Linked DNA regions of Homo sapiens: region 2 is linked to region 1. Evidence: chromatin contacts called from ENCODE Hi-C or POLR2A ChIA-PET data. All regions are on one chromosome and are shown on one strand. The core of a region is the stretch at or near the end of the contact, and the rest is flanking DNA. Distances in the headings are between cores, read along the strand shown.

Evidence for each region. A loop is a pair of places that touch in the nucleus more often than their neighbours do. ChIA-PET counts read pairs that join two places held with the same protein, here RNA polymerase II (POLR2A).
Region 2: a loop to region 1 is called in a map of CD8-positive, alpha-beta T cell, with 8 times the contacts of the local background. The contact joins the promoter of AAAS here to the promoter of TROAP-AS1 in region 1. A Hi-C loop is called at or near these places in 1 of 168 maps with a recorded cell type or tissue (CD8-positive, alpha-beta T cell). POLR2A ChIA-PET finds 5 or more read pairs at or near these places in 1 of 52 experiments (activated CD4-positive, alpha-beta T cell).

Annotation. Positions count from the first base shown.
Region 1 is chr12:49,323,094-49,326,236 of GRCh38, reverse strand. It overlaps TROAP-AS1 (TROAP and PRPH antisense RNA 1), which reads left to right and starts at 1,661. Exons shown (of 8, transcript NR_120449.1): 1 at 1,661-1,745; 2 at 1,898-2,090. TROAP (trophinin associated protein) reads right to left here and starts at 2,982. Exons shown (of 15, transcript NM_005480.4): 1 at 2,888-2,982; 2 at 2,485-2,633; 3 at 2,200-2,392; 4 at 579-736; 5 at 353-490; 6 at 79-161. The coding sequence starts at 2,628. RefSeq lists an enhancer at 2,759-2,908.
Region 2 is chr12:53,319,878-53,323,020 of GRCh38, reverse strand. It overlaps AAAS (aladin WD repeat nucleoporin), which reads left to right and starts at 1,411. Exons shown (of 16, transcript NM_015665.6): 1 at 1,411-1,678; 2 at 2,329-2,456. The coding sequence starts at 1,556. RefSeq lists enhancers at 1,245-1,294, 1,375-1,564, 2,783-2,872.

The DNA of each region.
Region 1 (3,143 bases), core at 412-2,911:
AACTCTGGGGGACTCCTGTATCAGACACTGGTTCATTCTTTTCCAGATGACCTTCTCCCACACCCTCTCCTTTCTCACCGGCTGCTGCCAGCTGTCTCCCTTCTTAGCTCCTGGAAACTGGGGCGAGTGGAAGGGTGAAAGGAAGGTCCTGAAGGTGAAATCTGATCCACAGGAGCAAGAGATGAAAACGGAATCAGAGGTGGACCCCAAACCCTCAGGCCTCACCACCAACCCCATCTCCCCCAGTAGGATCCCTTGCCTCATCATGAGGTACCTCTTCTCCCAGAGCCCAGCTTTGTCCCTGGAAGGAGCTCCCAGAAGCACCGACTATCAGCCCCTCAAGGGCACTCACCAGAGCCTGTAGCCTCTGGGGGCACAATGTCCGGCCTCGAGGTCCTGGTCCCTCCAGCCTAGAGAAGCAGGAAGCCCTGGCAGGGTCCAGTCGGTGGGTGGGGGTTCTGGGGGCCAAATATGCAGAGGCCCGAACACCCTGGGACACCAACAGAGGCTGTCAGCACTGCTCAGGATGCCCCCCTCAGTGCCCCCTAGCCTGGTCTCCTCACATCCTGTTTCATTACCTGGACCCTCTGGGTGGTGCCTCCCTGACTTCCTCGAACCAGTACTCTTTTAGCCAGACTAGGCTGGCGCCCCAGGTGACAGCTCTTCACACCCTCACCTGACAGGATGGTGGCCAGGGCTGCAGGGTCAGCCACAAACTCTATGGTCCCTGGAGCCTCTGCAAGGAAAGAGGAGAAGGAAAAGGAAGGGGGAAGGCTGAGGGGGATAGGGCCCCTAGCATAGGAACTTTGAGGTACAAGGTGAGCAAGAGACTCATTCAATTGAATTTGGCTTATTTTTTTTTTTTTTTTTAAGAAATAGATGGCTGGGTGCAGTGGCTCATGCCTGTAATCCCAGCACTTTGGGAGGCCGAGGCGGGTGGATCACCTGTGGTCAGGAGTTTGAGACCAACCCGGCCAACATAGCAAAACCCTGTCTCCACTAAAAAAATACAAAAATTGGCTGGGTGCGGTAGCTCACTCCTGTAATCCCAGCACTTTGGGAGGCTGAGGCAGGTGGATCACCTGAGGTCAGGAGTTTGAGACCAGCCTGGCCAACATGGTAAAACCCCATCTCTACAAAAAACAAAAACAAAAAAAAATTAGCTGGACCTGGTGGCGCGCGCCTGTAGTACCAGCTACTCAGGAGGCTGAGGCTGGAGAATCACTTGAACCTGGGAGGTGGAGGTTGCAATGAGCCAAGATCGTGCCACTGCACTCCAGCTTAGTGACAGAGTGAGACTCTGTCTCAAAAAAAAAAAAAAAAAAAAGAAAGAAAACAAAAATTAGCTGGGTGTGGTGGCAGGTGCTGGTAATCCCAGGTACTCGGGGTGAGGCATGAGAATCGCTTGAACCTGGGAGGTGGATGTTGCAGTGAGCCGAGATCATGCCACTGTACTCTAGCCTGAGGGATAGAGTAAGACTCTGTCTCCACAAAAAAAAAAGAAAAGAAAAAAAAAAAGAGAAAAAGAGATGGGGTCTCACTATGTTGCCTAGGCTGGTCTCAAACTCCTGAGCTCAAATGATCCTCCTGCCTCGGAGGAGTGTTGGAATTACAGGCGTGAGCCACCACACCTGGTCACCAAATGTTCATAGAATGTTACATAAGACACTATTCTAAGCACTGGGGTCCCATAAGAATAAGACAAAGCCCCTATCCTCAAGAGGCTATCATCAAACTATAGACAGGTAACAGACTCAAGCCAAGGTATATACATGTTATAAAAGAAGTGCTGCAAAGTATTAGGAGAACACAGAGCAACTGATTGTGACATGGGGAACTGGAAAAGGCTTCAGAAGAAGTGATATTTATTATTTATTTATTTATTTATTTTTTAAAGAGATGGGATCTCCCTCTGTCATCCAGGCTGGTCTCCAACTCCTGGCCTCCAGTGATCCTCCTGCTTCAGCCTCCTGAGTAGCTGTGATTACAGGTACAAGCCATGGCACCTGGCGAGATGACATTTTGCTGGAGGAAAGGGAGATCTTCTAAGAGCAAAGAGCTTTCCAGGAGCTGGGACCAGGACTATCACAGTAAGTAGGAGACAGCAGGAGTGAGTGCAAAACCCCAAAACCCCACTTTTACCCTTCCTAGTCCCCTACTCAGCCATGGAGGCCGTGTTACCATGGCTCCAACAGGTACCTGTCTGGGCAGGGGGCCCAGGCCCCACATTTTGACCCCTAGGGCTAGGCCTGAGCTCTTCCAAGGGGTTCCGAGGCTGACTGATCCCCACCAATCTTTGTGATGTCTCTGCCTGGTGCCTGGCTTTCGGCCTGGGGCCTGCTGAATCAACGAGGGGGCGTTGAATATTGAGCGGTGGTTTCTGCACCCATCTCTAGGGGAGGGAGCGGGGACAAAAAGGTGAGGTTTAGTGTTGGGGTGCATTACTGGTGTGACTACTGTCTTCCCCCATTAGGCCCCTCTTACCCTTGGATCTTGGTTCTCCTGGTCCACGGCGCACGATGTAACAGTGGGGAAAGGCGTGCGTTTCTGAGAGCGTACCGGAATCTTGCTAGGGGTAGGAGATACACCCCGGAGGAGGGGATCCTTCGTGGCTTGCCGGGTGGTCATGATGGCTACAATTGAGACGGGGAAGAAGGCAGGCAGAATCTAAGATCAAAGATCAACCAGTTCTCGGGGCACCTGTCCTGCCATCCCTGATACCTCCGCCCTAATCCACGCGCCCACAAGCCCCCGGCGCCTGCAAGACCGCTCTTATGGGTGCTATCTCCAGACACCCCGAGCCTACTCTTTCGCCCTCGGGCCCCAAACTGCCCTCCTCCCTATGAACCCAGCAGCCTTCGTTCCCTTCAAGACCCCCGTGCCTTACCTTACCGAGGCCCCTCAGGGCCTACCCAGCTTCCTCCGCTTTTCTCCTGACCCTCTCGGGTGCTGCTGGAGCTACTTTCTCAGTTTGTAAAATACGCCAAGCTCTTGATTGGCCCGGTCGCGCTCCCGCGGAGGCCCGCGTAGCCAGACTCAGCCGTCCAATCCGCGGGCATCGCAGGAGGGGCCAAAAGAAGGACCAATTGTCGAACCGCTTTCTGGCGAGGAAAAAAACTGACTCGGATCAATCAGCCAATCCG
Region 2 (3,143 bases), core at 162-2,661, 4.0 Mb before region 1:
CTATCTTGGATCATTGTAGTCTGGATTCTCCTATCTCAGCCTTCTGAGTAGCTGGACTAAAGACGCTTGCCACCACCACGCTGGCTAACTTTTGAATTTTTTGTAGATACAGGGTCTTGCTATTTTGCCCAAGCTGGTCTTGAACTCCTGGGCTCAAGAGATCAGCCTCGGCCTCCCAAAGTGCTGGGATTACAGGTGTGAGCTACCACACCCAGCCTTACTTTTATTCTTAAGTGAGAATAACTGGTTTGGGTGTATCTAGGTCCAATCTCTCTGTGACTCACTTTCCTCATGGTGACAGAACAGCACCCACCTTATGGGGTTGTAAAGATTATAAAAGCACTTATCGTAACAAGTGCTCAGGAAATAGTTTTGCAGCCCGGCAAGGTGGCTCAGGCCTGTAATCCCAGCAATTTGGGAGGCCAAAGCAGGCAGATCACTTGAGGTCAGGAGTTTGAGACCAGCCTGGCCAACATGGTAAAACCTCGTCTCTACTAAAAATACAAACTTAGCTGGGCGTGGTGAAGCATGCCTGTAATCCCAGCTACTCCAGAGGTTGAGGCAGGATAATCGCTTGAACCGGGGAGGCAGAGGTTGCAGTGAGCTGAGATAGCACCACTGCCTTCATCCTGGGCAATAGAGCGAGACCCTGTCTCTCAAAAAAATAAAATAAAATAAAGTTTTCCTTTTTGAGACGAAGTTTCCCTCTTGTTACCCAGGCTGGAGTGCAATGGTGCGATCTTGGCTCACTGCAACCTCCCCCTCCGGAGTTCAAGAGATTCTCCTGCCTCAGCCTCCCGATTAGCTGGGATTACAGGTGCCCGCCACCACGCCCGACTAATTTTTGTATTTTTAGTATAGATGGGGTTTTCAGCATGTTGGCCAGGCTAGTCTGCGAACTCCTTTCAGATGATCCACCCACCTCGACCTCCCAAAGTGCTGGGATTACAGGCGTGAGCCACCGCGCCTGGCAGGAAATGTTAGTTTTCCAACCGTCCCCACCTCCCTTTCCAGGACGCCTAACCGTGTGGGTGCAGCACTGTTCCTCCTCTCTGAGGCTTTTCCCTCAGCTTTCCAGCCAGCTGCCTGTGACATAGCCTGTATTTTCCTCTGGGTGATCCACAGGCCTGGGAGGATTAATTTGGTACTTCCCTGAATGTGGCTTATTTCGGGCTTTCTAAGCGCTAAGATAGTGAGTGGGAGAAGGTGTTCGGGAATTCGGAGCTGGGAAAAACAGTAGTCTCATGGAAAACAACAGAAAAAAACCCCACTCCAGCCTGGTAACCAACGGTTGGCCGGGGGACGTGTCCGCGCTGCTCCCCCTCCGGCCGCCAGGGGGCGCAGGAAGAAGCTTTGGAGGTCTGTCCCGGGACCGCGTACTCGTCCTTCTTTCCCGTTAGTCTTTTCTTCACTTCCGTTGAGTTCCGCCTCGCCGTTTGTCCCTTGCGGTACCCGTCCGCATACGAATCTAGCCCGGGAACCGAGTTGCGGGAGTGCGGTCTGTGCCGTTCCGGCCAGGAGTTTGCCGACTGCAGACGTCCTGCGAACCGGCAAGATGTGCTCTCTGGGGTTGTTCCCTCCTCCACCGCCTCGGGGTCAAGTCACCCTATATGAGCACAATAACGAGCTGGTGACGGGCAGTAGCTATGAGAGCCCGCCCCCCGACTTCCGGGGCCAGGTGGCCAGGGCGAGGAGGGAGGGGACCTACAGGCATGGGGGCGGAGTCGGGGACTACTGGGGAAAGGAGGCAGTGTGACAGGGGCAGGGTCACAGAGTCTGGCGGAGTGGAAACAGCTTGGCCCCGGCAGGAGGCTAGAAGGGCTGGAATCTGTTTTAGGACTGGGATTGGAGTATAACGGGGGAACGGTTAAGGAGCTGTGGAGGAGGCCTAGAGGGAATGGAGAGAATGAGGGAGAATCTAGGGAGTGTGAGGATGCGGGAGAACTATCTAAAAGTTGGGGACAGTATCTGGGGAGGATCAGAAGGATACAACATGGAACTTTTTTCCATGGTGTTCCTGGGAAGGACAAGGAAGGGAAACTGACATTTATTGAGCGTTTGCTATGTAAGAAAGAGGCTGAGTCAGGTGTTTTCTAAAAATGTCATATGGTTTCATAATCACAGCAACCCTATGAAATATTATTCTAGTTGCACAGATACGGGAGCTAAGACTTGTTTCCCATTCTCACAAGTGTTAGCTTTGTGGAAATGGGAAACAGACCTCTGGAATCTCTTATACTTAGCCCAGCGGTGGGTTGGAGATGGCACGGAATTAAAGATTTGGGAAGAGACTGAATCACCGTCACACTCCTCACTTTTGTGCTATAGTGGATCAATCTTCCTGTCCTACAACTGACAAAGGATCCCCTAAAGACCCCTGGAAGGCTGGACCATGGCACAAGAACTGCCTTCATCCATCACCGGGAGCAAGTGTGGAAGAGATGCATCAACATTTGGTGAGGCATGGCAAAGGGTTTCCTGGGTCACAGTCTGCAGATCCTGGAAAATGAGTCAACACCCCTTTACCTTGGGGTGTTCTTCAAAAGACTTTTATTCAGGCTGTCTCCACGAGAGCTGTATATCCTAAATCATATGAAATTTTTAGTCCTTATTATAGAACTCAAATGCTCAATAAATGTCAGGTTCCCTTCCTTGCCCTTCCCAGGAACACTATGGAAAAAGTACTTCCATTTCATCTCTAGTAACTTGCCTTGCTTTCTGGCTTGATTAGGTGAACCTGCTCCCTGCCCCCACCTCATGGCATTACCACTTCTGAGCTTTTACCTGAAGCTCAGCAAGATCAGATATAAGGTTGCACTGAATAATCTCCTACATAGGTCATCCACTTTGCACTTGTAGGAGTGGAGCTACACTACCTGGTTTCATTTTCTTTTTTTTTTTTGAGATGGAGTTTCACTCTTGTTGCCCAGGCTGGAGTGCAGTGGCGTGCTCAGCTCACTGCAACTTCCACCTCCCAGGTTCAAGCGATTCTTCTGCCTCAGTCTCCCGAGTAGCTAGGATTACAGGCATGTGCCACCACGCCCAGCTAATTTTGTATTTTTAGTAGAGACAGGGTTTCTCCATGTTGGTCAGGCTGGTCTTGAACTTCCGACCTCAGATGATGTGCCCGCCTTGGCCTCCCA